Regions from separate parts of the Mus musculus genome. Here region 2 is linked to region 1. A link is a loop called in an ENCODE intact Hi-C map of the cell type or tissue named here. Cell type or tissue: heart. All regions are shown on one strand. Each heading gives the region's core, and the rest is flanking DNA. Links, peaks and the distances in the headings are about the cores only. Region 1 holds the start of Gm46799 (a long non-coding RNA gene). Region 2 has its middle 31 kb from the start of Gm20755.

Region 1 (15,688 bases), core at 4,699-12,698:
GACCTGACACACCTCGTTCAGACAGCCTCCTCTTATGTGATTGATGCTCTCTCGGTAAGTTCTGGAAGCCTAGGTTTCTGAACCATACTAACCCTGGCCACTGCACTGTACTTAATACTGCCGACAGGAAAGGGCACACGGGCACACAGAAGCTTTTCATTCTCAAACTTGGCCATTCTACTTCAGCTGGAACTCATGACTGGATGCCTTTTTCAAACAAACAAGCAAGTGTGTAGCTCAGGCTAGCCCTGAGCTTCCAATCCTGCTTCAGCCCCAGAGTGTACCAGTCAGTGTCACAGATGTACAGTGTCATGGTGCTGACTTGGTTTTGAGAGATGGCTCATTTCTGGTATATTTTAATGCCACGTTTTTAATTTTTAAAGACTTACCACTTATTTAGGTAAATTGTGAGTAGTAGAAGCCATGTGGGGTTTCGTGTACCAAAGCTTATAAGACATCATCCCAGCAAGAAGGGGGACTAGCCAAAGTCAGCACGTTCTGTTCTATGAGGGCCTAAGGTGAATCTTTAAATATCGTCCGCATCACGGAACGTGCTCGTTGTTTCTTAGAAACAGCGGTCTTTAATAAAAAAGGGAATGAATTAAAAACCAATCAACTCATTTTGTTTACTTTGTTTTTAAATCTGATTTGGAGTTGAACAAAAATTCTCAGTTGAGAAACTGCTTTCTGAGCAAAGAGACAAAAAAAATTATCAAGAAACATTAAAGCAAGAGGCTTTTTATTTTGAAATTATGTTTTCCTAAATCTTTCTTTAGAAAAAAATTAAGTGATGAAGTTTGTGGCAGGTTTTATGTAAAACTTTAGAAAAACAAACTCTGGAGCAAAACCAGTTGCTGTTATAACTGGACACAGAATCGGAAGTGTCCCGGTGAGTCTGCCTTCAGTTTCCCAAGCCCTGCTGTGCTTTTTTGATTTTTAGATGCATAAAGGGTTTTTTAAGCACCTTATAAACTTAAATTCTACTTTTGGCTAAGTGACAGTTGACTTGTTCCTCACCGTCACTAACTCAGTGCTTATAATACAACTAAAATGCCCGCAGAGGTTCCTGGCAGTTATCTGTCGGGCTCTGATGGCCGAGCCTCTTGCAGTGCTGATGAACAGCAAAATGTCAGAGCTACATACAGACTACAGTGAATACTTCTTCAAAAGATATTTTTATTTTAGTCCATGTGTTGGCTAAAATACACCAGGGTTTAGGGGACTGGCCATGCCACTGTGCACAGGGTGGGAGGGGGACCAGCCACGCCACAGCGCACAGGTGGAGGCCCCAGGACAGCTGTGGAGTTGCTCTCTTCCCACCATGCAAGTTCAGATTGAACTCAGCATGAGGCTTTAGCGTTCCCTCCACAGCCAGTGTTTTAATGATTCTCTAGCAGGTATGAAAACAGGTTGCTGGTTAAACATTTTGAAATCCATAGGTGTAAGTCACATGTCAGACCTGTCACCTCAGAAGGACTTTCAGGGAGGGACCTGATCTGTTTTCTCCTCTGTGTGTTTGCTCGGGTGTCCGGAACAATTCACGGTTTCGTCAATTCACGGCTTCGTGGCCGTGGTTATTTTTCTCCTGCTAACATTAAAATTAGCTTCAAACTGAGCCTTATGTTTGTGCTGTTCATGCCTTCTGTGATGATAATGGATCAGGCAGGATCATATGTTGGCAAGAGGCAACGGCAACTTGGTCTGTAGGTTTGTGAACTTGATGGGTGAAGGTTCTTGTCATTTTTCTGAGTGTTAGAACAACAGTGACCAAAAATTTACATTAAGGGTCCTTTTCTGCATCCTTAAAGGAACTGATGTTATTTGTCAAGTATTTCCGTACAAGGCATGCTAATACTAACTTCAGTTCTAACAGTCCAGAGAGCCCCTGACTGTTTTGAACTGATTATGTAGAAAAATCTGAAAACACCACTTATTGATAATCTGAGAACTATTTGGGTGGGGGGAAAAGAAAGAGAGAGAGAGAGAGAGAGAGGGAGAGAGAGAGAGAGAGAGAGAGAGAGAGAAGAAAAGAAATCACAGAATCTTAATTTTCACGTGGAAAGAATGAGCTGTCTTCTAAGCCAGTCTGTTTTAGGAGCAACAAGTACCACTTGCCAGAGAAGTTGTTTTTTTTTCCTACAATCTGGTAGTCAAAAATAAACTTTATTGAAAAAAATGAGTAAACATAACCATGCTTTCTGCCTTTGTCTTCACAGTGAAAAGCTGGAAGGAAGGTGAGCGGGGCCAACCAGGGAAATGGGTGACTGATGGATATTCTAGGGTAATTCACAAATCGAGCAAAGTTCTTAAATAGTGAATTAAACGGTAGCTTGGGAAAGAAAAGCACCGGACACTGGATGTAAGGACGGGAGAAAGCCCAACTCTGGGTTTGGCAGCTGAAGGAGCTACTGCGATAGCCCCTGGGAGGACATACCACAGCCACAGCACTGACGCGCAGAAAGACCACAGAATCTCGAGAGGGACCTTGCTTGGCCTTGGCTCGGAAGCAGCTCAGATGATCCCAATACCCAGACTACAAATATTCTAGAGTTAGCTTGCAGGTGCGTGTCTAGGAATTGTGAGAGAAAAAACGGGTCAGGTGAAGAGAGTGAGCCAGAGAAGGAAGATCCTAAAATAGTAAGCGGAAATGGAACCGGAAATGCAAGACAGTGAAGAGGAAGCCCAGGGTTGGGAGGCTGCTTCTATGTGGGTTTGCGCTGGAAACAACTGGGAATATCTGGGACCCTGAGTAAAAATGGGAGAATGGTGGCCCCAGTGAATGGGTGTGATTCACTGTGGGTGGGTAGTAGGCAGTAATGGCTTATTCTCTTGGCAGTAAGGTGATAGGTTAGCCGAGGTGGGGGGGAGGTGGGCGGTAGCCGTGGGGGACCTTTGATCCCCCTGCCTCTGATTCCAGAGTGCTGAGATCACAAGTGCGCACTACCACTCTGCCTATGCAGGGCTGGGAATTGAACCCAGAACCTTCTGCACGTGAGCCAAGCACTGTCCTGACTGAGCTACATGCTTAGCCCCAAGAGTCTTGGGAACTACCTACGGTTTTAAGTGTCAGACGGTACAAAGCCAGCTGGGGAAAAGGGATTATAGACGCTGAGGATCTGAAGATTTTCAGATGGAAATTGGTAATATACGGCAAAAGTTGTGGTAAACCAAACTGATAAAGAGGAATAAATAGTATAATAATTAAAAAAAAAACTAAGAAGAAGTAACTTGGCAAGACTGAAGAAAGAAGAAATGGATATCAAGAGGGAGGCTACAGAAAAGGTAAGACACGGACCTGTTCATAGGGTGCTTCAGGGACAGGCCAGATGCTCTGGAAGAGCAGAGCCTCAGCTCACATGGACCAGGAGAGTTTGAGGTGCTAAGGGTCTTAGGGCCAGGGAAGGCGAGTGTTCCAGGGGGCAGTGAGAAGCGAGTTAGCAAGGGAGTTGCTGAAACAACTGGTTCAGAAGCCTGGGTGGTTCCGGTGAGTGTGACACAGGTGTACTGGGAGGGAGGAGCAGGAACGACAGCTGTGGACAGACAGCAGCTCTGACTCAGGATCCTGGCAGGTGGCCGAGGTGGAGGAAGAGCTGGAGAAAGGGAAGGCTGAGGAGGACCTGGAAGAGTGTATAGGTCAGAAAGCGTTGTAAGCAGAGATAGAGGAAAAAGTCCAGGAGCTCCTGTTTGGGAATATATATGTATGTATATATGTGTGTGTATATATATGGGTGTGATTTGGGTTTTTTTGTTTGTTTGTTTGTTTCATGTATATGAGTGCTTTGCCTGTGTGTATTTATGTTCAGTATCTCTGTTCCTGTTTCCCTTCAGAAGTTAGAAGGGCATCAGATACCTTAGAACTGGAGTCACTGGTAGTTGTGATGGGTACTAAAACCCAAACTCAAGTCCTCTATACAAGAACAAGAATTCCTAACCATTGAGCTACCTCTCCAGCCTGCTCTCATTTGGTCTTAAGCTTGTGGTTTTGTTAGGTGAGGTGGTGGTTTGAATGTTAACTATTCCCCAGAGTCTTGGGTGTTTGAAGCTTGGTCCCAGTGGTTGGTATTGTTTGGGGGAGGTTTAGGTGGGGTAGTTTTGCTGGGGGAAGTACATCGCTGGGGGAATCTCTCCATCGGTCTGCGTTGTGCTTGCATTTTGTAGATATGTGCTCTCAGCTTACTGCTCATGCCTGCCCATAGCTGCCGAGCTTCACACCATGATGGATTCTTACTCTTCTGGAATTGTAAACCCAGATAAGCCCCTTGATGAGTCACCTTGGTCATGGGGTTATGTCACAGCCACAGAAAGGTAACCAATACAAGTGACTGAGATCTGAGAAAAGGTCGATTCTTTTCAGACTGGATCTCATGGAGTCCACGTTGGCTGGAGCTCAACATATAGTTGAGGGTGACCTTGAACTTCTGATCCTTGCTGCTGCCTTTCAAACACAGGGTCCACAGCATGTGCTTACATCTAGGATCGCGTAGTGCTGGGGGTGGAACCCAGGGCTTCATCCATGCTAGGCAAACATAGGGGCTGAGCTTCTTCTCCAGCCCCAGATGTAAGGTTTCATAAAGGATAGTCTTCAGGAGGAACTAGGGAGAAGCCATGGCAAGGAGGGTGTGGCTTATTTATAATGGTCCACATATAAAACCCTTACTGAATAAAGAAAGTAGGGCCATGAAGATTGATAGGGTAGTAGGCAGCAAAAGACTTGCTTCTGGAATTCCTGTGCTGGCAGAGGGCAGCAGAGGGTGTGGCAGCTCTAGCTGAGTCCCCTCCTAGCTGGCTTTGTGGGCTGCAGTCATCTGATTCCCCCAAGAGAAGAACAGTTGATTTTTATGGGACACTGGGAACAGAAGACAAGCCCCACTCTATGGTGTCAGACTTCTCTCCAGAGTTCAGGTGCTTCAGGTAGTTCCCTCATGATTTCTAATGGATAAGTGAAATGTGAAACTTGAAACTTGCCTGTCTTAGTCTTTGGTGTTCCTCTTCTGTTGGCATTTATTTATTTATTTATTTATTTATTTATTTATTTATTTATTTATTTATAGTTTTGCTCTTTAGTACTGGAAATGTCGTTCAATAGGAGATGAGGAAAGTAAAAAGTGATGCTAAAAAATTATGCAGTCAAACTTCTAGGACCTGGACCAGTGTGGTTTCCTACTGTAGAGGAAGAGGTAGTAGGGCCTGGGACATGGCTCAGCCTGTCAAGGGCATGCTGTACAGGAATAAAGGCAAGAGGGTAATCCTAGAGCCCATGTAGGGAGCAGGGCATTATGGGTGCACATCACTGATGTGAGGAAGAACAAATGATGTTGGGCTCTACCTACCCAGACACACACGTGCACCCACACATGTGAACACACCTGCTGTGTGCACACGTGCACGTGCGCGCACACACACACACACACACACACACACACACACACACACACACACATTTATTGTTTCAGTGACTTTCAGATTCATTCTTAAAAACTTCAGTATAAGGAAACAAGCCAAGACTGATGACCAGATGGAATCTGTTCATAATGTGGACATTAGCAGTTTTTAGAAAAATAAGAGTAGTGTGGCTTTGCTGACAGCAGGTTTGTTTATCCAGAGACTACAAACATATCCTCAGGGTCCTAGCATCTAAGCAGCGATTGGTAAGGTTTTTGGATCACCATTGGCATTGTTGCAGTAGGAATATGGGGTTGTGTTAACACCCTGGGGGAGGGATGATTGAGAGACTTGAGAGAGGTACAGAGTGAGTTCTAGAGTACCGATGTGCTTCTGACGAGAGTACCTTAGCATGATGGGAAAATCACAAGCAATTTGGTGTGTGTGGACCATAATTGCCTGGTGTCTTAGCTTTATGCTGCTGTTATAAACATCATAACTCAAGACAATTTGGGAAGCAAAGGGTTTCTTGCATCTTATAACTCAGGTCACACTCTATCATTTGAGGGTAGTCTGGGTAGGATCTCAAGTCAGACACCTGGAGGCAGAAGATGATGCAGAGGCCATGGAGGGGTGCTGCTTACAGGCTTGCTCTCCGTGGCTTCCTCAGCCTGCTTTCTTATACAGTCTAGTACCACCTCCCCAGTTAGTGGTATACACCTTTAATCCCAGCACTTGGGAGGCAGAGGCAGGCAGCCTCTTTGAGGCCAGTCTGGTCTACAGAGTGAGTTCTAGGATAGCCAGGGTTAGACAGAGAAACGCTATCTCAACAAAACAAAACCCAAACCCCAAAACCCAAACCAAACTAAACCAGCCAAACAAACAAAAAACAAAAACAAAGCATTCCTCTACATGCACACACACACCAAAAAAAAAAAGAAAAAAAACCCAGAAAATACCAACCAGGGTACCTGAGAAGGACTCTGGGCTTTGGCAGCAGCAAGATCAGAAAGTGAGCTCTGTCCTGTGGGAATTCAGAGCCACTACTAGGAGAACAAAGAGGCCAGACTTAGGTTTCAGGGTGGTTCCTCAGGCAGTGCTGGAGAAGGCTGGAGGAGAAAGCAGGGACTAAAGATGGAAGAAGTGGCCCAATGAACAGCGAGGTGAGTTCTCGCTGAGACTGGATGGCTCCTGAGGACCGTTTCGTCCTCTGCCCTGCTCCCTGTAAGCAGAGATGCCTTTCTATAAAGGATGAAGAACAGGGAAGGCCAACGGTTTTCTGCCCAGTCTACCCTCAGAACTGTTAATAAGTAATCCAGTGGTCAGGAAGCCAGGAGGCGGAGCTGAGCGGCCCACCAAAAATGACCAACTTGTTCTTCTACCCCAGCTCTCCAGAGCTCCCGGCCTTGTACTCAGAGCAGTGTGTGAACGCTGTTGTCAGAACCAAACACCAGAGCTTTAACATTCCAAGTCAAGTACGCCCTCTGGTTCCTGAAACCTCCTCCCCTCATGCCGTACCTTCATGGGCTTTGCCCAGCTCCTGGTTTTCACACCTTTAGAGAATCATAAAAACCAGTATTTCAGGGTCCTGGTCTTCCTTATTCTGCTGGTTTTTTCTGTCTGTTAGTAAAGTAGGGGAGGGTGGTATGGCCTGCAGAACAGGTCTACAAGGCCATTGGAAATGAGGATCTAAGACTGTAAGTCACTCAAACTAAACCCGGGAGGGACTTTAAAATCAACTTGGATTCTCTTTGCAGTGTTCAAACAGCTGGTAGGAAAGGGAACTGACCTTGGGTGTGCAGCGATGGACTGCACTCGGAGCAGGCCCAGGGGATCTGCTGGGTGAGTGCGCATGAGACCTTGAGGTTGTACCCCAGAACCCAACTAGTGTGTGCCTGAAACCCTAACACTGGGCCGGGTGAAGACACAGATCTTTGGGCTTCACTGATCAGGCAAACTCGCTGAACTGATGAGTTCCAAGTTCAGTAAGAGACCCCGACCGACCCCTAAAATGAGAGCTATAGAAGAAGACATCAGTGTTGACCTCTGGCCTCCATGTGTGCTTATATGATCTACTCTCAGGCTATGCTGATTTCATTGTATAGACTTGCCTATACCTGGAATCAGGGAGATTATGTGACAGTTCCTGAGTGGGGTATACTGTGGAGGTCAGGTGTGTGTGTGTGTGTGTATGCACGTGCATGCGTGCGTGTGTGAATTCTCTCTACAAACGAAGGCAAAATAATTTGGGATTTAGAACTGGTCACTTTTTCTTTGATTTGAAATGCTTAGAGGTGCCGTGCCGGAGCTGGGATGTCTCCAGGTTTTATGAAGGGGTAAGGCCCACGTAGGAGTTGGAAAGTCCCATTTGGAAGATGATCATTAGCAAGTGGGCTGATGGATCTCCAAGTGTGAGGGTCAGTACTGTCTCCGATGGCCCAGACCGTGGGCAGTTCCGTTGTCCACACTGAGTGGAAGCATGACCTGCGGTGGCTGTCATCATGGGGCAGGGAGCCTCTTCAGGGGAGCTGTCCTTTGTGTGGATTGAAAAAGAAGGCAAATTTTGGAAAGAAGAAAAACTGGCAGGGCTCAAAAAAAAAAAGTCTGTTCCAACTTGCCTGTCTTGAAAAAAGAAAACCCAACATTCCTTTGAGAAGCAGTTTTTTCAAAGTATTTGCCCTGGAGCCCTCCTTCCTACTCAACCAAGCTTATCTTTCAAAACAAACATTTACTCCTTTCTACTACTGAGTGAGGAAGTTCCCCTGAGCTAGTGCCCTACAAACAGATCCCAGAGGCAACTGTCACCCCCACCCCTGGGGCAGGACAAATGACTAATGCAACCACAGGCCTGGGGAGCCCAGCCGAGATTCTGTGACAGGCTGCTCAGTTCTTAACTGAGGGGAAAACACACGCAGGCAACCGTACTTCTGTGTGCAAATTAAACCTCGGGTCCCTTTCACCCTGTGGAAAATGTGTGCCCCGTGGAAAGAGATGGGTGACGCTTGGAACGCTTGTGTCATTTCTCCTAAGATGTTCCGGGCTCAAGGCATGGCTACAAGAAAGACAAACAGCCATATGAAACAGTCTTTCCAGTGCACCATACCACCAGCTGTTTTCTCTGCCTCCCGCCCTGCGCTGGCTGCTCGGTCCTGCTCAGTGTTGGTGGCTGGGCTCCCAGGCTCCGATGTCTGCTTTCTGTTTTCTCTTCCACTTCTCTGCCTGCCGCGCATAAATCTATTGGGGTGGTTTTACTCCTAAACCCTATAGCAGCACACCTTTAAATTCAGGTCTCGGAGGCCACCTATGTCTCTTTAATCGTATTGGTCTATAGCTAAGTCTGAACCTCACTCTGATTGGCTCCTGAGAAACCAATTTCTCTCAGGAAGTCCCCAGTAGTAGCTACTTTTCTGTAAACTGTTCATTACTCTCAGTGTTTACTTGTGTGTTTAAGAGTGACATGTTTGCACCTGTGTGTGTGTGTGTGTGTGTGTGTGTGTGTGTGAGCGCCCGCACCAATGTGAGAACACCTGTGAGTGTGTGAGACTGGAGGAGGTAGGTATTTTATTCTAGAACTCTCTTTCTCTCCCTCTCCCTCTCCCTCTCCCTCTCCCTCTCCCTCTCTCTCTCTCTCTCTCTGCCTTATCTCTTTAAGATATACTCTCATGCTGATCCTCCTGTCTCCAGCCCTCGCAGCACTGTCCTTACAGGCACTCATGGGACCACGCCCAGCTTTTTGGGTTGGTGGGATCCAAGCTTATGTGGAGGTTCCCCTGCGTGCACAGACGCCCCCTTTATCCATGGAGCCATCTCTCCAGTCTCTGTCCTGCCCTGGGACAGTCTGTGATTGGTGTTACAGGACTGATCATCCTCCTGTACCCTGAGAGATGCTTGGTTCATAGTAGGCACTTAATACATACTCATCGATAATTTTCTTACTTTTTCTTTTCTCTTCTTTTTTCTCTTTCTTTTCTTTCTTTCTTTCTTCCTTTCTTTCTTTCTTTCTTTCTTTCTTTCTTTCTTTCTTTCTTTCTTTCTTTCTTTCTTTCTTTCTTTCTTTCTTTCTTTCTTTCTTTCTTTCTTTCTTTCTTTCTTTCTTTCTTTCTTTCTTTCTTTCTTTCTTTCTTTCTTTTTTTTTTTTTTTGAGACAGGGTTTCTCTGTGTAGCCCTGGCTGTCCTGGAACTCACTCTGTAGACCAGGCTGGCCTGGAACCCTGAAATCCGCCTGCCTTTGCCTCCCAAGTGCTGAGATTAAAGGTGTGTGCCACAACTGCCCAGCAATATTTTTCTTACCTTTTACAATTGTGTCATAAAAGACAAATTTGATTCCTTTTTTTTTTCTGGCCAAAAGGCTATTCACTACATTAATAAGTTCGAATTCTAATATGATATATAGCCAACTTAAAATCATCTTGATCTTACAAACGTGAACAGAATCCTAATATCTAATTTCTATTATAGAGAATTTATAATGCAAATCATTGGTTGCATTAAATGTTTCCAGAGGCGGATACATTAAGGATTATGGCAGTAAATTTTATGTACACCTCACCTGGGACCCCTCTGTGATACCTGCCTGCATAGGCCTGGTCTGGAAGTACTGAAACTACCTCCCACTTCCTTTTCCTGGGCTGGGCTATTCATAAAGAAAACCACTTGGTCCTTCTGGTTAAGGCTCTAGGTAGCCTTGAATGATGACTAGAGTTGGAGCATCATCGAGGAACCAAAGAATCTTGGGAAGGGCCAGTACCATCTGAGCGGTCTCCAAGCCTCCGTGGTGGTCCCTCTCTATCTGCCAGACAGGTAGCCCTTGTGGTCTAGGATGGGGGCGGGGCCGTCTAGGAATAAGGGGAAGCATTGTATTGAACATAATATTCCCCTAGGTTTTAGCATTCCAACATACTTGCAGGTTAATAAGGTGCCACGAGGTTGGCATAGTTTGACAGGAATAAAACAATTTTCACCTTGACTGAGAACATTGGGAGTAGATGCGTCCTCCTGGCGCTGGCAGATCACTCCGCGGCACCGTGACGGTGAAGAGGAAGCATCCGAGCTGCTGCTGAAGGCATGCGCACTTTACCCATGACCTGTGCTGTGAGGGGACGTTCTGTGGGAAAAAATAATCCCCTGGCTGTGGGAAGATGGCTCAGGCCATACCCGGGCTTGCTCTGCAAGCATGAGGACTGACTGGGTTCAATTTCCGGGATCACTGTGTACCCTGGTGCCCTTCCTTTGTCGTTCCCACGTTGGGGAGGTGGGCAGATTTTTGGGGAACGCTGCCCTGCCAGGCTAGTTTACTTGATGAACGCCAGGCCAGTGAGAGAGCTTGTCTCTAAAAAAGGTGGTGGAGGTGTGGCACCTAAAACAACAGCAGAGGTTGTCCTTAGGACTGCATTTGCATGCGTATACAGATGCACCTGCACACATAATTCTTGTTTTTATACTTGAATTTTACAAAGGGTTTATTCTTAAATTTGAAAGAAAATCTGGGCAGTTTTTACATCACATTCCACTCTTATGGCTTAGAATTCATGTATTATAGTGCACATAGCCCAAATATACGGAGGTAAGTTTAAATTGGCTTAGATTATTATTATTATCATTATTTTAGTTTATCATAACTTAGCTATCCTCAGGGAACAGCTGACATCTTGTTAAACTGTCCCCTCCTGCCCTAACCCTGCCCAAATTACTAAGCAGGAAGAGTCTAATTATATAGTCTTATCACGGGGAAAATTGGGAAGTCCAGGAAGAAGTCTAAATGGCCTGTGTTGTGCTCAGTACAGGAAGGGAGACAGTCGCCTGCTCTAATGACGAACTTGTGTTCTACAGCTTTGTTCTGTGGTCCACAGGCTGGCCCCCCGCACAGGTTGGCGGTGTTCTGCAGGGGTTTCTCTGTAGGAATGTGGGCTTTGTTTCTTTGAATAGTTGAGTGCAGATTAGCGCTAGACCAATTTCCTGTGGCTTTCACGGCTGCAATTTGAGCCCTGTTTGCTCCTGGCCCTTGCACCAGGGAAAACAATGGGCGGCTTCTTTTGGGTTTCACTTCAGGGCTCTTAGGAACAGGGGAGGGGCTAAGGCCCGACTTTACAGGTAATTAACAATAGATAATGTTTGCTCTACATTTTTTTTTATATAGCTGATAAAAGGTAGAAAGCATTAGGCTCCTGCGGTGGTTTTATATGTACGAGAACCATCTTTGTCACAGCAAGGTGACATCGATTGTCTGGGTTACATATATGACAGAACTTTTTAAAAAATAGAAAATCTATGTGGTAAAACACTTAAAAACGTAACTAGGAAAGTTTGTTGGATGGACCAGAAAGGTAGCTACGCATTTTGATTCGAGGTACCTTGAATATCTTTGCATCTGTTTTAGGTGGTAAATAATTGTCATAATCTGTTGACATTTATTCAAGGTAACTTTTAGTGTTCCAGGAATGTTTGATCTTGGTGACCTTGGTTTTAATTTTCCATCTCCTTTAAGTATCCAGTCTGTGGTGTTCATGGAGAAGCCTCAAGTATCCAACATGTAAACAAATGTATTGCCATCCTTTTGTGTCTTGGTGGGTAGCAATGTTCCGAGTAAATAATTCTACCCCAACATAACATCCCTGCTTTGTGACAAGGTGTGTATAGGGTGTGTGGCCATGCTGGTGATGCTCCAACACAATCCCCTAGCCTTTAACAACTCTGGGTGCCTACTCTGCCAGGTATCCAAATTGATGACCTCAGCAGTGTGTGTGTGTGTGTGTGTGTGTGTGTGTGTGTGTGTGTGTGAGAGAGAGAGAGAGAGAGAGAGAGAGAGAGAGAGAGAGAGAGAGAGAGAGAGAGAGAGAGAGAGAGAGAGAGAGAGAGAGAGAGGCTGAGCTTCAGGGCAAATACAGCTCTTTATTGCAGAAAATAATCACCATATAAATCTACCCTCCACTTGAAATGTGTAGGTGACATGCTTGGTAAAATGTCAAGGCCGGGTCATGTCTGTCACCCCTCCATAATTTATGTTTTGGAGTCAATGTTAAGTAGAAGTCAGCAGTCCTCTCGTTCCAGGCTGCTTCTAACTGGCCTCACCCATGAGCCCTCCACAGAGGATGAGCTCACGCAGGTGCTTCGGCAGGGAATTTATAGATTGTTTAGAGCCAGAGCGGCTCCTTCCAAGTGTGTTTGGACACTGTGGAGAGCTGAGTTTTAAGAGCAGGGGTGGGTGGAGGTGAAGGGCTCGTGTCTCTTTCTCTGCAGTCAGGAGGCTCACTCCACAACCGCAGTAGACTTGAGCAGACTCTCTGCTGATAAAGTCACCTGCTGTTGACTCTAATATAATTTGGGGGGGGGGACACAGAAAAGCACAAGATGAAAATACACTCTTTATAGGTATGGCTACATGTTTCTTTTCAAGTTTTTTGTTTGTTTTTTCCTTTTCTTGTAGTTGTTTGGGTATCTGCTTCACCAGTCTGCTAGGGTCTTTAACATCTAAACAAGAAAACAACCAGAATACTTTTTTTTTTGTTTTTTAATCATTTGTCCTTTACTCTTCTGTAGCCTAGTGATCCTTCCAGAACAGAAGCCAGCTCTCTGTTAGGTCCCAGGCTCTCTGCATACACTCCCCAAATATGGTACAGAGCAGGGTGGATTCTGGAGAGCAGCCGTGTGTGTGTGTGTGTGTGTGTGTGTGTGTGTGTGTGTGTGTGTGTGAATTTATATATGTGTATACACACACATACACACACACACACACACATATATATATATATATATATATGTATATATATATATATATATGGATGATAAATGATAACTCAGAGCATGTGGGTTAGTAGTGAGTGTGTAAGAGTTTAGTGGCAAGAATATACATTTTTCTGCTCATAGGATTGGATCTTACATGTCCCAAGCTGGCCTTGAACTTGCTATGTAGCCAACAATTGCCTTAAACTTCTGCTCCTCCTGCCCCCACTTGAGGTTTATTCAGTGTGGTGAATTGAACCCAGGGCTTCTAGCTGTCTTCCAGTGTTGTCTTCTACCCGCTGAGCTACAGCCCCAGCTGCAATATACAATTTTTACTTAAAAGAAATTATAACCACTTAGTGTTCCCACTGATTATCATGCAATGAATGATTGCCCAGAAGACTTTAAAAATTTGTGATACCAAGTTTTGCTTTAGAACCTAGGGGCTGTTTCCAGCTCCTCACCCTGCACCCCTCACCCCCACCCCAGCACACACACACTTTATGTTAACCACATCGATAATCTTCCTTCTGAAGACAGATGCTCATTGCTTTACCAGGGCAACCCGCTTGGAATTACATAACCAACTTTATCATCACTGTCATTAAAATCACCACATAGCCCATTCCAGTTGCACAGGAAGCCATTGCGGAGAGCTCCATTTGAAACAGGACTTAGTGTTTAGATAGCGAACGTGTGTTTATCATGTTAGGGCCTCAAGAAATAGTCTGTATGCCTTAATTGCTCTGACTGGGTTTGTGGTCACAGGAACATCAAGTTATCAGTATCAAAACATTGCTCTCTCCTCCTCATGATGCTTTGAGATCAAACTCTGTTACCACTGCTCCCACAAGAAGAGCACTTTTAGCTGTAAGCTAAGTGACCTCGACATAGGCTCATCGGGCACTGTTCCTCTTTTCCTCTGTGTGTGTGTGTGTGTGTGTGTGTGTGTGTGTGTGTGCGTGTGTGTGTGTGTGTGTGGTACCATGGGCAGTCCTATTTTGACTGTATCTAATGAGCTTTTACTGTTAGGTAGGCAGGTTTTTGTCCCCTTAGAAATGAATGTATATCAAAGAGGCAGTGAGCTCACTCAGTGTCTGTTTTAAACAGAGGGTAAACACTGTTAAACATAGGACATCACTTCCCTGTTTTAAATTCAGATTGAGCAGTTTGGAGAAAACCAGGGAGCCTCAACCCATGGCTGGTTTTTGAGGCTGTAAAAAAGAACTAAAGCCACAATGGTGGCCAAACAAAAATATACCTCCCTTCTCCTCCCTTCCCTGAAGAAGAGCTAAAAACAGGCGATGGAAGGATGGAAAGAATTACATAAGCCTGTCACCCAGAAGAGCTTTGGCCTTCTAAAGACCTTCCTTCCTAATCGTAGCTAATGTGGCCTTTCGTGTCCTAGCTAAACTGTGCTTCATACTCTATAAGAAGGGGGCCTTACAGCTCCTTTGGCTCTGTGGCTGACTGATCTCTTGCAGTTAGGGTCTAGCGGTGATAGTGGCCTCGGATCCACAGTGTTTAACAGTTTGGTAAACACGGGAAAATGCTGACTCTTTTCTTCACTGTGTGGCAAGTTTTAAAAATTAACATTACACGTCACATTTATTTGTGTGTGCACACTCGTGCCACAGTGTGCATGAACAAATCAGGAGGCACATGTAGGGACTCAGTTCTTGCTTCCACCCTGTAGAGAGTGGGGCTATACTGAAAACAGCATTGTTTACTGCAGGCTAGCTGGCCCTCACCTTTTCCTTTCTCACTGTAAGAGTGTTAGCATTACAGATGTGCACCACTGGATTCAACTTTTTATGTGGATTTCAGGGATCAAACTTGGCTCATTGGGTTTGCATGCCTAGTGCTTTGCCTAGCCAAGCCATTTCCCTGACCAACATGTTACATGTGAACATTAAAAAACAACAACAACAACAACAGAAAACTTCTTATAAAACAACCAAGCCACACATTCCTCTATAAATGCCCTCTTTGAAACCTGTGTAATTAGACCTGATTAGTTGAGAGTCACAAAGAGAAGAAGCACTAATACATGACTATTTCATTAAAGTTGTAAATGCAATAATCTGGCCTTGGTGTATGTGTGTCTGTACATGCACATGTGACTATGCACACGTTTGTGTGTATATGTGTGTGCTTTGTGTGTGTTCATGTGAAAAAATAGGGGTATGCCTCTTTAGGATGCTATCAATCTTGCTTTTTAAAATTAATTTATTAGTTGTGCATTTATTCATTGATTTTTGTCACTGTATGTGGGCCTGTGTGTGTCATGGAGGTTAGAGGAGGTGGGTTTCTTCTGCCATTTGGGTTTGGCGGACCATACTTGGGTTGCCAGGCTTGCTGGCCAGTGCCTATCTTTCCGACCCTCCCTTGTTCTTTTGAGGCAGAGCCTCTCACTGTTTTGGAACTCAGCACATCAGGATCCACTTGCTTTCGCCTCCTCAGCTCTGGGATGCGCGTGTGAATCATGATGCCTAGTTTTTAATCACGTGGATTCTAAAGGACCAAACTCAGCTCTTCATGCTTACAAGGTAAGCACTTAGCCTGACTATCCCTCTGCCCTACAGGT
Region 2 (17,014 bases), core at 4,789-12,788, 210 kb after region 1:
CAAATTCTTGAGCAAAGTTTTCTGTAATTTTTTCATTAAACTTTTTGTTTTGTCACCTCTTGTTAAGGAGAAGATTCAGGCAAAGGAGTATCTCATTTGAAAAACTGACCCATGAACAGCCATGAACAATCTTTCGTGAGTTGGTGACAGATCAAAAATCTCTGGTCGTGAATGGTAAAGAATATACAATCTATAGAATAACATAGACATTGATGTTTTTTATCCATTTTTATGTTGTAAAAATCTTCCACACCAGCCTGTGTGGGATCACCTAAGGGAAGTGCACATGTGACCACACACACACACACACACACACACACACACACACACACACACACACACACACACACAGAGACACAGAGTATCTTATCACATCTATTCAGCTATTCAGTATTAAGAAGGCAATTATTTTCTTCTTCTTCCTCTCCTCCTCCTCCTTCTCCTCCTCCTCCTCCTCCTCCTCCTCCTCCTCCTCCTCCTCCTCCTCCTCCTCCTCCTCCTCCTCCTCCTTCTACTTCTTCTCTTATAAAATCATATGTAATCCAGGCTGGCCTCAAACTCCTATGCAGACAAAAATGACTCCCGATCCTCTTGCCTTTACCACTCCAAATCTGGGATTACAGGTTTGCAGCAGCAACCCTCCCCACCCCCCTACTCCCAGATAATTTTATCTGGCAATGGGGGCTGAAGCCAGGATTGTGGATGTAAGGTACTCTCCTTTTGCCCACGGAGCTCCAGCTCTGGCTCTACCATGTGAGCAGTCTCTAAACCCTTAAAGAGTCCAGAGCATAGGCAGAAGGACAGATTAAACACTTCCACATCACTGTCTTCCACTGTGTTCTGAGTATGTCGACTTCTCATTATCTGTTTGAAGTCAGGCATGCTCATTAGCTTGTGTTATGAGCAGATGAATGTCGAGGTGGCTGCCTGCCAGGTAGCCTTGTGCTCACAGCTCACTCCCACGCACTCCTACAGCTCTGTGTACACAGGGCGACCTATAAAGGTCTGAACGGTAATGAGTAAAGGCAGTTGAATGGAGCATGGCCCGGAGGTGATGCTTAATCTTTCTCTCTTACAACAGATGTATATTTATGTAAATTCCAAGAAACTCAGAGAACATGCAATGCTGTCTGTGTCTCAGGGTTGTTTATATAGGTGAGGAATTTCAGTGAGAGGCAACCCAGTCATGCCCTGTCTTGGTTCAAACACACCTGTCACTCTAGCTGAAAACACCGCACGCCAATTGCAATGTTCTCGCTCCTGATCAGTGTCTGCTTATGCCTCATCTCCGGAGAGCCGACACTGGCTGTGTTCTTTGAAAGGCACAGGATACCACCTTGTAGGTAGTTTTTCTCTTTCTTTTTTGCTGAGTGTAAGCAAAATAAAAAAGAGAGACGTATTCTATTGGACAACAACTTATATTTTTTCCTTCTAATTTTAGAGCACATTTGTTACATGTTAACTTCAACTTTCCAATTTTTTTCTTTATAAAGACTTATAATTTTTTTATACTTCAGATATTCACTTACTGTGAACATGTGAGGTCTCCCAGGTCCCTTGGTTTATGTGATGCCAACAGGTGGCCCTGTAGCTAGTCCCCGCCTCACAGGGAGCTTGCTGTGTAGACTACAGCAATTGCATGAGACTGCACACATAACCACACAATGGGAGGGATTACAGGAGGACAGAAATGTCTGTACTTTATTTATAGTATCATTGTGAGGAAGAAAGGCTGTAAGTCAGCTCTGCCTGGGTGTGGGCTTGAAATAATCCACTCAGAACGATGTGTGTTCCCTTGACTTTGCCTTGTCAAAGCTTCCGTGTCTCCCGTGGCTTATTAGTTCACAATGTTTGGACAAACATCAATTACCACGAACCAAAACGTTTCCAGTTGTGTGGGGCTATGAGTGGCAGAGACCAGAAAGACACAAGAGGCCTGGGAACAGAGCCATGGAGCGCACCAGAGGCTAAGGAGGCAGGCGACAGAGGTGTGTTGCATGCTCTGTATGGAGATAGTGGGTTCCTTGTAGAGTGTGGGGTATTATTAAGCATTTAATTATTAAGCAGAGTGATAAAGGCCAGCTTGTTGGGAACTGAAGCTATCCATAGGAGGTTTTACTCTAAACCTAGGAGATTAGTTGTTGGGATAAAACGACAGGCTGTGGAGGTGGCACAGTGGATGGAGGGCTTGCTGCCCAGTCTGATGACCTGAGTTGAATCCACAGGACCTACAGGTTGGGAAGAGAGAGCAGACTCACTTGTCTTCTGACCCCCACACTCAGGCCTTGCCCCTCCCATACGTACATACAAATGAACAAATAAACGTGGTTTGTTCTCACTACAGAAGAGAGAAAGTAAGCTGAGTGCATGAATCTGCTGTCCAAATTACAAGTGGCAGAAAGTCATGAAGCATTGCCCTGTCCTCTGAGAGCTTCAAAGGCTGTTGGAAATCTTCTCAGAGGGCTTAAGACTTCCTCAAAAGATTACTTATTTAATTAAATACTTTTTCTTTTATTCTTGAGATTATAATTACATCATTTCTCCCTTCCTTTTCCCTGCCCCCCCCACATGCCCCTCCTTGCTGTCTTTCAAATACATGGCCTCTTTCTCCATGAATTGTTTTTATGTGTATAGATGTATGTGCACACATAGCTCTGCACAACCTGCTCGGTTTGTATGTTGTTTATTGTATGCATGCTTTCAAGGCTGGGCCTTTGGGATTAGATAACTATTTGGTGTGTTCTTCCCTGGGAGAAATTATCTCCCTGGCTCGAAGCATTCCTCAGTTGCCTGAGTTCTTTCTGTAGGTTTGGGGCCTAGGGGTCTTTTTCTTATCTACTTTAGCAAGTCTGTTGGTTTTGTCCCTGTTCAGCTCTTGTTTAGGCAATCATACTGGTGAGATTTGATTGGTGTAGCTTCTGACATTAGTGTGAGACACAGTCTCACAGCAAACTCTCTGACCCTCTGGCTCATATAAGCTTCCACCTCTGTTTCTGCAGCGTTCCTTAGGTGTGGGACTGTTTTGTAGATGTAGATGGGACTGAGCTCTGGAACTCTGCATTGTGATCGATTGTGGTTTTCTGCACTGGCCTCCATCTGTCTCGAAGAGAAGTTTCCTTGATGAGAGATGAGGACAACATTTATGTGTGGCTTTTTTTGGTTTGTTTTGAAAAGATTGTTTAATGTACATGTGCACCCCATGCACGTGAGAACCGGTGGAAGCTAGAGAAGGGCATTAGATTGCTGGAACTGGAATTACATGCAGTTATGAGCCATGTGAGTGTCCTGGATTGAGGCTGGGTCCTCTGTAGGAGCAGAAATCACTCTGAACATCTCTAGCCCCCAACAAAACTTGTTTTAAACAATAAAAATGATAAATTGATTCTTTAATGTGAATGTTTGAAAGTATTTAATTTGCAGTTAATAATGCCCAAGGAAAATAGCTGCAAGATGGTACTACATTGTGAATATATGGCGTTTCTTGCTTTGGAGATTAGTCTACTGGGGCATTATCTACTACGCAGCCTGGGCTGTGAGAAGCTGGAATTGATTCATGGACAAATCCATAGCAGTTGTTGTCGCTGATTACCATGGCAATAGGACAGTGCTCTGCTCCAAACCCCTCTCAGTGCGCGCTTGTCTGATAGCGCCCGTGTTTGTAAAACCAGTTGATCAGAATGGAACTAAAACTCGACTGTTTTCTTCAGTCGCCTTTATGTCAAACCAGAGGCTGGCTTTTTGGTGAATTTCTTCTCTTTTTTTATATTTTTATATTTTTATTTTATAATTATTTACATTCCAGTCTTTGTTCCCCCCCTCCTGTCCCCAGTTTCCCCTCCCACAGTTCCTCATCCCATTCTTCTTCTCCCTTGCCTCTGAGAGGGTGCTCCACCCCCAAACAGGCCTCCCCCTTCCCTGGGATCTCAAGTCTCTGAAGCTCATCTACTCTCATTGAGGCCAGACCAGGCAGGCCTTACATATGTGCCAGGGGCTCTGACCAGCCTGTGTATGCTCCTGGTTGGTGGCTCAGTCTCTGGGAGCTCCCTAGGGTCTGGTTTAGTTGAGAATGTTGGTTTTCCTATGGGGTCACTTTTCCTTTCAGCTTCTTCAATCCTTTCCCAAATTCAACCATGGGGATCCCTGAGTATCTGCATCTGTCTCAGTCAACTGCTGGTAGGGCCTCTCAGAGGACATCCATGCCAGGCTCCTGTCTGTAAGCACATCATAGCATAGTAGTGTCATGTCTTGGTGCCCATCTCTTCCCCTCCCCCCATGAGATGGATCCCAAATTGGGCCGGTCATTGAATCACATTTGTCTCAGTCTCTGCTCCACTTTTGTCCCTGCAGTTCTTCTAGACAGGAATAATTCTGGGTCAGAATTTTGACTGTGGGCCAATAAACCTGTCCCTCCATTTGAGTTCCTGTCTATCTACTGGAGGTGGAGTCTTTGAGTTCCATTTCCCCATTTATGGGCATTTTGGCAAAGGTCAACACACAATGAGTCCTGAGAGTGTCTCACCTCCTGAGTCTCTGGTACTTTCTAGAGGGTTTCTACCTCCCATTCCCTGAGGCTGCTTATTTCTATTCATTCTTTAGGCCCTCTGGGCTTCTCTCCTGTCCCCTCCCTCCCATATCTGATGCTGTTCCCTGTTCTCCTCCCCTCTTCCATCCAGGTCACTCCTTCCATCTGACTCCTGTGATCCTTCCCTCTTCTAAGTGGAATTGAAATATCCTTACTTGGGCATTTTTGCTTGTAACACTTCTTACAGTCTGTAGGTTATAGCCTAGGTATTCTGTACTTTTTGGGACAAAATCCACTTATCAGTAAGTACATACCATGCATGTTCTTTTTGGTCTGACTTACCTCACTCAGGATGATATTTTCTAGTTTCATCCATTTGCCTGCAAGATTTATGATGTCCTCATTTTTAATAGCTGAGTAGTATTCCTTTGTGTAAAAGAACCACATTTGTTTTGCATACATTCTTCAACTGAGGAACTTCTAGGTTGTTTCCAGCTTCTGGCTATTAAAAATAAGGCTGCTATGAACATAGTGGAGCATGCTCCCCTGGGTCATCTTTTGGGTATATGCCTAAGGGTGGTATAGCTGGGTCTTCAGATAAGCTAGTTCCGATTTCCTGAGGAGCTGCCAGACTGATTTCCAGAGTGGTTGTACCAGTTTGCAATCCCACCAGCAATGGAGGCATGTTCCACTTTCTTCACATCCTCCCCAGCATCTGCTGTCACTTGAGTTTTTAATCTCAGTCATTCTGAATGGTGTGAGGTGGAATCTCAAGGTCGTTTTGATTTGCATTTCTCTGATGACTAAGGACTTTAAATATTTCTTTATGTGCTTCTAAGCCATTTGAGATTCTTCTGTTGTGAATTCTCTGATTAGCTCTGCACTCCATTTTTAATTGGGCCATTTGTGTTTTTGGAGGTTATCTTTTGAGTTCTTTATATATTTTAGATATTAGCTCTCTGTTTGGATGTAGGGTTAATGAAGATGTTTTCCCCCCAATCTGTAGGTTGCCAATTTGTCCTACTAAAGGTGTCTTTTACTATACAGAAACTTTTCAATTTCATGACATTCCATTTATCAATTGTTGATCTTAGAACCTGAGCCATTGCTATTCTGTTTAGGAAATTTCCCCCTGAGCCAATGAGTTCAAGGCTCTTTCCTACTTTCTCTTCTATTAGATTGAGTATATCTTGTTTTGTGTAGAGGTCCTTGACCCACTTGGACTTTATCTTTGTGCCAGGTGACAGATATGGATCTATTTTCATTTTCCTACATGCAGACTGCCAGTTAGACCAGCACCATTTATTGAAGATGCTTTCTTTTTTCCACTGTATGTTTTTGGCTTCTTTTTCAAAGATCAAGTGTCCATAGGTGTATGGATTTACTTCTGGGTCTTCAATTCTACTCCACTGATTGACCTGTCTGTCTCTGTACCAATACCATGCATTTTTAAAAAAATCACTGTTGCTTTGTAGTCCAGCTTGCGGTCAGGGGTGGGGATTCCCCTGGAAGTTTTTTCATTGTTGAGAATTGTTTTGGCTTTTTTTTTTTTTGGTTTTCCATAAGAAGTTGAGATTTTCTCTTTTCATGTCTGTGAAGAATTGTGTTGGAATTTTGATGGGGATTGCATTGAATCTATAGATTGCTTTTGGTAAGATGGCCATTTTCACTGTGTAAATCCTAACAATCCATGAGCATGGGAGACCTTACCATCTTCTGAGGTCTATTTCCTTCTTCAGGTATTTGACGTTCTTGTCATATAGCTCTTTCACTTGCTTGGTAAGAGTTACATCAAGATATTTTATACCATTTGTGGAAAATTTGAAGAATGTTGTTTCCCTAATTTCTTTCTCTGTTTTTCATTTGTGTAAAGGAAGGCTATTGATTTGTTTGAGCTTATTTTATATCCTGCCACTTTGCTGAAGTTATCAGCTGTAGTAGTTCTCTGGTGGAAATTTGGGGGTCACTTATGTATGCCATCATATCATCTGCAAATAGTGATACTTTGACTTCTTCCTTTCCAATTTGTATCCCCTTGATATCCTTTTGTTGTCTAATTCCTCTAGCAATAGAACTTTGGGTACGGTATTGAGTAGATAGGGAGAGATTGGGCAACCTTGTATTGTCCTGGATTTTAGTGGAATTACTTCTAGTTTCTCTCCATTTAATTTGATGTTGGCTGTTGGTTTGCTGTATAGTGCTTTTATTATGTTTAGGTGTGTGTCATGAATTCCTGATACTTCCGGGGACTTTTAATAGGAAGGGTTGTTGTATTTTGTTGAAGGCTTTTTCAGCATCTAATGAGATGACTGTGTTTTATTCCCTTGAGTTTGTTTATATAGTGTATTATGTTGATGGATTTTTGTATATTGAACCATCCCTGCATCCCTGGAATGAAGCCTCCTTGATTGTAGTGAATGATGGTTTTGATGTGTTCTTGGATTCGGTTTTCGGGAATTTTATTGAGTATTTTTGCATTGATAGTCATAAGCGAGATTGGTCTGAAGTTCTCTTTCTTTGTTAGGTCTTTGTGTGGTTTAGGTATCATATTAACTGTGGCTTCATAGAATGAATTAGGTAGTGGTCCTTTTGTTCCTTCTGTTTCTATTTTGTGTAATATTTTAGGGAGTGTTTGTATAAGCTCTTTTATGATGATCTGATAGAAAAACATTTTTTTAATTACACTATTTTCACCCCATACTCTTTCTTTCTGCTCTAACTTCTCCCATGCTTATCCCACAACTTCCTCTCAAACTCAGGACCTTTTATTTATTGTTACACATGTATTTATGTAGAAATATAACCTCCTGAGCTCATTTAGAGTTTCTCATACATACACGTGTTTAGGGCTGACCATTTGAGCTTAGATAATCTACCGGGGGTTTTGTCCTGTACAAGACTAAGTCTCCCTCTCTTAGTAGCCCTTGACTGCCTGTATTTCTTGGTGTAGAGGTGAGGCCTTATGAGAGTTTCTCAATCCATGTTGACATGTGTGTTGGTGGTGTCACTGTGCAAGCCTTATTTTTGTGACCATATTTCTGAGATTTTTCTGGGTGCAATTCCTTGCCATGGATAGATGTCAGTAGCTAACAGAAGATGCCCTGGTTTTCTGACCCTTACACTGCTCCCCCCAGCCCCCTGTGCCACCAACGTTCCCTGAACCTTATGTGTAGGGGTTGTTTGTAGATTTATCAACTGGGGATGGGTACCTACCTCACAGTCGGTTGTTCCCTTCAAACTGGCCAGTTGTGGGTTTTTGTAATATGCTCTATCTGCTGCAGAATGAAGCTTCTTTGATGAGAGATGAGAGCTACATTTACCTATGGATAGAAAGAAGGACAGTATGTAGAATGAAGCTGGGAATTATCCTGTTGAAGAGTCTGGCATCAATAGGCTTTCCTATGAGTTCTGGGGTTTCGGTAGCTATAGGATTTTGGACCCTAATTGGGTGGGTCTCGAGTCCAGTTAGATGACTGAAAGTTATCTCCATTGTAATTGCCTTAAAAACATACATTGTAGTGTTAAGGAAATTGAACGGGATATACTCTTTCTTAGTTCACAAAGAACTTTTAGGAAGAGTCAGTTTTGTTTAATTAAACTAGTTTACTTTTCAGATGGCATTTCTAGTGTACACGGAAACAGTGACCCTCTGAAGGGGGGAATAATGAGCAGGGCTAAGTATTTGTGGTTTGTGAATAGTGAGGATGAATCTGACCTTCAAGACACTTGTGATTCTCAGGTGAGCAGAAGTATGGCATATTTTACATTCAACTGATATTCTTTTTACGTGTGTGTGTGTGTGTGTGTGTCTGTGTGTGTCTGTGTGTGTCTGTGTGTGTCTGTGTGTGTCTGTGTTATGTATTTGGGTGCATTCATGACATGGTGGGTGTGCAGAAGGAGGTCTTTCTTTGAAAGTTGTTTTTATTTAGAAGTTAGTTCTCTAGTTCCACCATGTAGGCCCTGAGATTTAAACTTGGGTCATCAGCCTTGGTGACAAGTGTTCTTATGGGGCTGAACCATCTTGCTAGTCATCAGCTGATATTCTGTCACATCAGGAATGGGTGCAGTTGAAACCCCATGCTTTTGTAAGCATAGGTTGCTGTCTTAATCATTGTTCTAATGTTGTGAAGAGAAACCATGACCATAGCAACTCTTATCAAAGGAAGCATTTAATGTTGGCTTGCTTATAGTTTCAGAGATTTAGTACATTATCATTATGGTGGGAGCATGGTAACATATAGGCAGACATGATGCTAGAGAGGTAGTTGAGAGTTCTACATCTAGATGGACAGGCAGCAGGAAGAAAGAGCAACTGGACCTGGCTTGAACATTTGAAACCTAAAGTCCACCCTCAGTGACACACTCCAACAAGGCCACACCTCCAAATCCCTCTCAAGCAGTGTTGCGCCCTAATGACCACACAATTAAAGATATGAGCCTCTGGGGGCCATTCCTATTCAAATCACCATGGTTGCCTACCTATAATGGGTGATTGATGCAAACATCTCTCTCCCATGGTTGCTTATGCACCCCAGATCTTCCATGTTGCAACACCAGAGACTGGCTTTCTGCTTTCCCTTTATGGGTTCAACTGAAGGCACAGAGGCTGTCTTTAACAAGATTCTGAAAGCCAGTCATCTCCTGTTACCTATGTAGAGGGCATCCCCCGTTATATAAAAACCACTGTAAGGCATTTTCATGGAGTACAACTGACGTTACAGCCTGTGCTTCCTAACATGCAAGGTCCTGGCTTCTGTTTTGGCCTGTGCTGGAGTGGGAGGAAGGCTCTGATGCATCAGTTTAGCTGTAGCACTGGAGCCTTAGGACTCTCCTGAGAACTGGCACAGGCCCAAAGGAAAGGAAGTTGCAATGGTGGGAAAGGCCTGGCTTTCTGCCTGAGAGACGAGGAATTCAGTGCTGCTTCTGCTGTGTGTATCCATGTTATTGGAGACAGGAAGATTTGTGCACAGCATCGTTTTGGAAATTTATAGATGCCCAATAAAGAGAGGGTTGTTATGGAAAAATAGCCTACTTGGCTGTTTTATTCTAGTTATACACTTTTAGCTCTGTTGCATCTTGAAGTACCACGTGACTTGGTGCCTGTCATTTAGTTGTCTGGAGACGTGGAAGCAGAGTGTGGAGAGAACTAAGATGATGTAGCAGAGAAGTGGCTATGACCAACAACCAGTTACCTATTCATGAGATTCTTGTCAGAGCTTTTGCCTGGGGATGTTTCTTGGAGTCACTCTGCAGGCAATCATGTTTCTTGCACTTTTGCTTCAGCACATTTATTGCATGACAAGGAGGCTGCTGTGATCATCCCATGCCTGGCAAAAACGTTTCCATGCATCCTGAGGAAGATGCCCTGACCTGGTTCACTTCAATCTATTTTGGGTGAAAACTTATTTGGAAGAATATTGGTCTATCGTTTCCTGTCAGCTTGCTTTTACTGGTTGTCTGTCACAAGGCTGTGTCACTTCTAGCTGCTAAATTAGAAGCATGTGTTAGGGAGCAGAGACATACTACCGTCGCCGTCACCATGGGTAATGTCCAGCATGAAATGTGGGTTTTCTGGAAGCAGAAACACACTACTTTAATTATTACATGCAGTTTGGAAGCATGAATATTTATACAATTAGAAACTTGGAAGCCTAACACAAATTCTTTCTGATTGGACTGACACACACATTCTTCTTCTGATCCAATCTATAAATGCAGAGCATGAGACAGAGGACAGCCTTGAAGGCATTGGTCTTAGAGAAGCATACAACAAAACTAGTTATGAGAAGTAGAGCCCGTGATGGTCACTTCAGGTGTGTTTGCACTCAAAAGTCATTGGGTCTTTTGTTACTTGTGTTTAAGCTGCTCCATCCTGGGTGATTAGAATCAAATCACACTTAAGGAGTGTGTGGCTTATTAGAATATTCAAATAGCACACACATTTAAGTTTCTGGCAAGGACTTCTTATAACTTCTTCATTTTCTTTTTACACATCTGCCCCTGCTGTAATTTTTCTGTACAAAGGTATCTTACACATTTCCAAATTAATTTAACTCATATGGAGATGAAGTAAACCTATCTTTTTTACTTCACATACACACACACACACACACACACACACACACACACACACACACACACACACACACACACCTGTATTGTCTTTAGGAAGTGTTATGACTTCTATTGTACACATGTATTAACATATCACATGTACCCCCATAATATGCAAAATTGCCACGTATTTGTAGAAAGAGAAAACATATTAAACATGTACTCGTGGTCTAATACAGCCATCCCACTTCTGAGTATTTATCCCAAAGGAATAAAAGCGTGTTTAAGATATCAAGAAGAAAGGGCCTCTGTTGACTTTCAATTTTCAACTTTCTGGATGAAGGCAGACATTTGATGATTTAGTTTTTAGGTTTTTTAGTTTTGTTGTTTTTACTTGTTCACTTATTGACGCTAAATTACTAGAGTTCTTGTCATATAAGCTATTGAGTTTTTTTGTGCAAGGGAGGTTTTAAGATTAGTCCCCTGTTGATGGCACTGTTTGAGGACAGCGAATCTTTAGGTGATGGAGCCTTGCTTGAGGAAGTACCTCACCTGGGGCAGGGTTTGCATATCTATCTATCTATCTATCTATCTATCTATCTATCTATCTATCTATCTATCTATCTATTTTTGCCTGATTTCTGTCTCCCTCATCCCTTCCCATGTGTGGAGCAATGAAATGTGACCTTTACTGTCTAACACTCAAAGCTCCTGCAGCCACACCTTCCCTACAGTGGTGGACTGTGCCCCTTCAGGAACTGTAAGCTTAAACAAAACCTTTGTTCCCTAACTTGCTCTGTGTGTGGTTATTTTATCACAGCAACAGAAAACTAACACACATTGCAGTAGATACATCTCTGTCTCTTTCCTCCCCTGTGAGTTGCTAGTTAATAAGGGAAACAGTGTTGTAGTACCGCCTACCCCAGAGAAACTAAATAGAATCTGTAACCAAAGCTGGAATTGGAAATCTTTTCAATTATGATACTCAAGCACAAATCCTACAAACATAGTTTATCATTCCCATTGATTGATTCAATAAAAATTAAAAAAAATAAAACAACTAGATACATGAGAAATTACATAAACTCTGGTCATTTCCCCTCCTAGGGCTGGGTTGGTTGAACAATGGAATACATTTTCCTGGAAAATTATGTCATCAAAGCTTATAACAATCAAAGCTGGTGTGGCTTTTGGATATCAAATCACTCTGTGTGTGTGTGTGTGTGTGTGTGTGTGTGTGTGTGTGAGAGAGAGAGAGAGAGAGAGAGAGAGAGGGAGAGAGAGGGAGAGAGAGGGAAAACATTTTGATTGGGGTTCTAGGACACAGATTTGCTGCGTGCAGCTCATAAGCACTCTGGGTAAAGTCCCTATTGTCAAGAATGTCTTCCTTTGTTGCCCTGACACCTGTGTGATAAAGAGCTTAAAAAGACAGTGAGAGGAGCTGAGAGCTCAGATGCTAGCATCCGACCCTCCAGGAGCGTTGTCTTCCTGAGTCTGTCTCCCAGCTTTGTGGAGACACAGGTCTGGAGCTTTCCAGGTAGGCTGTGCTGTCCAGCAAGCCCTAGGGCTCTGCCTGCCGCTGCCTCTTCAGTGCTGGGATTACACGTGCATGCCGGCATACTTGGCTTTTAAAAACTGAGCTATAGGAATTGAGCCGAAGCTCCCGTGCTTGCATGGTGAGCATGTCACCAACTCAACCATCTCCCTCATCAGGGATCTGACTTTTTTTTTTCTTCCTTTTTTGGTAAGCGATTTTGAGAAAAGTCATGAGTAAAGTGACTGAAAAGATGTGGCATGGAGATGGGGGAGGGCGATCTGCTACCATGTCAGTAGGACAGCGGCATGGAGCATGGAATTCCTGGTGTCAGGTTGATGTTGTCCTCCATACCTATGCTCCTTGGGAGTGTAAAATGTCACTCACCTTCCAGAAACTGACAGGGCGCTCTGAAAATTCTGAGAATGAAAGGAAGTTCCCTTAGTTTCCTCACTCTCTGATCACACCTTCTGAGTTCTTCTCATACTTTCTCAGAGTGATCACAGCTGCAAATCGACGCAGTCCAATTCAGGGGACACCAGACCAGAAACGGCCTCTATCAACCCCCTAACTACTTGTGATGAATAATCTTGGTTGTCAACCTGAATGGATCCAGAATCAACTAAACTAGGATTCGGGTGGTGTGTGTGTGGGGTGCTTTCATGATAAGATTATTTGAAGCAGAAAAACTTAACCTAAATGTGGGAAAGGCAAAAGGCTGCACCTTTTGGTGGCAGCCAAGGTAAAAGAACATGCAAGAATGAAACATGTGCTTGCTTGCCCTCACTCTTTCTAGCAAGTTCATCTATCCTACTGCTCCTGAATCCCATCACCAATATTAGAACTAGCTTCTTTGGGTTTTGAACATAGACTGAAGACCAGGAGTTTTCCAGGAACCCTTCAGGCCTTCAGTACCAGATTGGGACTATAGAGATGTGCCTGTTTCACTGGCTGAGCAGCTATGCGATTCTTGGCCTCTCCAAACTTACAACCACAGTGTAGTAAGTCATATACACGCATCTATTCCATGAGTTCTGTTTCTTTGGAGAGCCCTGACTAGCACACGTCTGTATGGCCTTACTTTGCCATGGTGTATGATTTCAGTAATCAGGCTTAGTGCAGACCTGGCCTGGAGAAAGGGAACTTATGGCAATAACTTGATTAAAAACATCTGAAAGGGAGAATTTCAGAGGGATTCTGAATTTGCCTCTTTTTCATTTCTCCCTGGTTTTTTTATATGCTGTATTAATCTGATTGCTATAGAAAATGCATTGGAACTTCAAAAATTGTTCTTTTCATTGCTAATATCAGTTTTGTTTATAATTACAAACAAAAAGCTACTTGAACAATGCATTCTGTAGCCTCCATGGGGGAGGGAATAAAACAGCTTTCTTTACTTATTTTAGTTGGGACCAAGAGTAGAGTGGGGGCTTCTAAGGGTGATGCCCATCTGTCTGTCTGTCCATCAATCGATCGATTGTTCCATCCATCCATCCATTGTCTGAAGAAGTAATTTTTGATACTTGGCTCTAAAAGCTATGTTCTAAATGGTAGAGTTCAAATAGGGAATAAAGACCAACACATAAAACCTGTACACTTTTGCAGGAGAAAGGCATCAATAAATAATTATGTAGTTAAAAATAAAAGTAAGTGTATTAAATGAATCTTTGCACAACTAGACATTAGCCTCTAGAGAAAAGAACAACCATTTTAGCCAGACATGTGACCCTTCACCCCTTAGTCTTATTGAGTTGTCAGGAGGGGACAGTCTTCCTGTCATTAGTCTTAGTAATTCCTCCTGCCACTTTTGGCTTTTTCTCAGTGCCAATCATTCATGGGTTCATCTCTACCTTTTACATCCTGCTTAAAGCTTTTAAGGCGCAGTATTTTGCAGGCAAACTTTGCCGGGTGACAGAGAAAAGGGAGTCTGTACTGTGACCTTTTCTTATGAAGCAATGAGTCTGGGAAAAGGTGGTCCCAAGGTTGACTCATTGCTAAATGATGCCAAGGGGAAAATTATCTAGGATTCCTTGAGCAATCCCACGACAGAGTGGTGGCCGAGGAGAGGAGAGTCAAGGAGGATTTCTGTTTGTGTGAATTTTGTGTGAAGAATTCTCTTACCTGGAGGCCAATAATGTTATAGGTTTATGGATCCCAAATCTGATACAGTTTTGGAATGCACTTTAAGAAAAATGATCTAAAGCACAGAATCTGGGCTAGAGATGGCAGTCAAGGTCATTGAGAGGATGAGGTCCGCTTCTTAGGATGACAGTAAGCAGGTTGCATTTCTTCCTTTGCATCTGTGACCTCCCTGAATCACAGGAAGGCAGGTCACTTGAGCTGCAAAGAGGTAGGAAAGCAAGTGTCTGCTGTCTGTGGTGCTGGGGAAGGGGAGAAGGATTTGTATTGGATGAGAACCACTTTGTCCCTACTGATGTCTGTGGGTGGATGCCTAATATCCCACAGTGGGACAGAAGTCCGCTGTCAAGCATGTTTGACTTGGTGGGATGCAGTGAGTTAATGCGTTCTCCCACTCATGTTCCTCTAGGATCACAGTATAATACTGGTCATCATGTGAGGGAAATGCTCATGAGCAGAGCACCTGTGGCCTCCCAGAGAGCCTCGTCAGGGACGCTGCTTCCAGTTCTGTGGGTTGTGGAGACACAGCAATTCTTTCTGTGCTTCTATACTCCCAGGCATCTCCTTTAGCTCATGAGGGGCCCCATGTCATCTGTACAATTCTCTGTAGGAAATTCTTTCTCCTTTCGAATGGTTTCTCCTGTCATATATGTGTGTGTGTGTGTTTAATTCATTTTAATATATCAGCAACACGATATTAATTGCACCAACAATTCTTTAGTTTTAAGGCCCCATCTAGGAAAGTTATCATGGCTAAAGTACAGAATATTTAGCCAGTATATTGGGGCAAGTGTGTAGGTGGGTGGTAGAGAATTTGTCTAAGATGTATGAGGGCCTGGTTCTCTCTCTCTCTCTCTCTCTCTCTCTCTCTTACACACACACACACACACACACACACACACACACACACACACACTCATACACACAGTATCTTGTCAACACTGACACAAAGCCAACTCTGTACTTGGGGTTAGCTAGCAAAACTTGATTGTGCCCAAAGGCAGCAATTTCAACACAGGCAACAGTGACAAGTGTCCTATGCTATTTCCTCACTTACAAGTCTTGTCACGGCATATTTGAATCTCCAGGTACTATTGAAGCCAAAATGTCTAGAGTCCAGTTTCTGAGGCTGGAGTCAGCTCTGTAGTGTGTCAGTCACCTGGCTTTGTAGGAGCAGTCTTGGAGTGATGTCCCAACTGTCGGCTCCTTCCCTGATTATTCTTGCTGTAAGGTAAATGGTGAAGGACCTCAGAGTCGAGGGCTCAAACCCTTAGAGTCATAGTTGGACCGTTTAACAGGAAGCTGACTGGAGAAGACAAGAGCTTCCCCAAGCCCTCTGAGCACCTGGCTATGCTCCTGAAGAGGACTTCCAAACAAGAGTGTGCCTTAGGCGGCTTCCCAGCTTCCAGCTGGATCCTGGAAAAGGCTCTTCCTCAATTTCCTGTTCTTCAGCATCATGGAAAGTGGTTTATTGCTCACCCCAACCCTGCTGCTGCTTTTCACATGGAAGGAGAATGTGTTACCCACAATTCTTTGCCATGAAGAGCACAGGAAACCGTTGGAGATGAGACTGCGATCCAGCTCCAGAGTGTAAGGAATGAGTGATCTCTCTCTCTCTCTTATATTCACACATGCGCACGCATGCACGCACACACACACACACACACACACACACACTGATGAGGGTGGGGAGAGAAAGAGGGAGTAAAGGAGGGAAGGAGGAAGAGAGAGAGAGAGAGAGAGAGAGAGAGAGAGAGAGAGAGAGGGAGAGAGAGAGAAAGAGAGAGAGAGAGAGAGAAACAAGAGTCAGGCTTGAGTCCTGCAGTTATTTCTGGCTTTGAATTGTGTCCAAGTCTCATACATTCACAGACGGCCTCGCCAAGGCCCACAGCTGTCCTGCATTTTCAACAGATCCCACAGGGCCTCGATCAGGCTGAGAGACATTCCTTTGCTCTGACACAGGGCCTAGAAGGAAGGGCTGTAACCTCTGAGGCTGTGGAGGTGGGAGCCTGCCACCCTGACCTTCCCAAAGTGCCCAGACATACAGGTGCAAGAGTGTGCTGGATGGCACAGCCCAGAGTGTGGCAGGACCTGTGGGTGATTGTCCTCAGAGCCCACAAATCCAGTGTGCTCTACTTTCTGTGGCCGTGGTGGAGAGACACATGCTCCTGTTGCTGTTTGGGATGCTTGTCACAGGAAAGGCATGCTCCTCTGGAGATCTTCCCAGCTGTCAGTAATGTGCTGATATACCAAGGCCAGTCCTGAGCAGGCTAGCCAGATAAACAGGATGTCCACAGTGTGTGAGAACACATGAGTGGAGCGACCCTCTCTGCCCATCTGTCAGCCCCATAAGGGACTGTCGTGCCTTGCTCCATCTGCCTGTCTAGGGCAGGAAAACAGGCAGCATGGAACATATGTGAGAAAAGCCCTCTCCCTGGCTACAGGGGCCATTGGTGAGACTGGGAAATCTGACCTAAATGGGAAGGAACATGGCTTTCTTGTTAGTTGCTTACTTGTCGGGAAGTACTTTAAAGACATCCCAACACACAGGGGAAGACATAATTAGATCATCAGTGGCTGTTGTGGGAGACAAGGGGGCTGGTCTTCAGGAACAGCTCTGCATGCCAGTGGAATCAGCTTCATGTTTTCTTCTTGTCAGACACACACTGGTTATTTATGTGAATATACAGAGACAAGTGACGCCTGTGTCATTGTCCTTCTTGTTTTGGAGACACTGTGTCTGTTGACGATCAGTGTGTAAACAC

What was found. Peaks named below come from ENCODE experiments on the same cell type or tissue, not always from the same donor. Only the 100,000 strongest peaks of a DNase experiment are listed, where the experiment ranks them.
Region 2: it touches region 1 in a loop (2.0-fold over the local background); 4 of 42 quality-filtered maps call a loop at or near these places.

The regions. Positions count from the first base shown.
Region 1 is chr3:37,645,964-37,661,651 of GRCm38, forward strand. It overlaps Gm46799 (a long non-coding RNA gene), which reads right to left and starts at 10,554. Exons shown (of 2, transcript XR_001783810.1): 1 at 10,344-10,554; 2 at 6,717-7,915. In heart, for the core only: no CTCF peak of the experiment used is centred there; DNase peaks (open chromatin) are centred at 8,208, 8,498, 10,138 and 11,268; H3K4me3 peaks cover 2,369 bases; H3K27ac peaks cover 2,418 bases; H3K27me3 peaks cover 1,410 bases.
Region 2 is chr3:37,859,308-37,876,321 of GRCm38, forward strand. No RefSeq gene overlaps it. Among named protein-coding and RNA genes, the nearest start is that of Gm20755, 31 kb to the right of the region's middle. In heart, for the core only: no CTCF peak of the experiment used is centred there; a DNase peak (open chromatin) is centred at 9,354.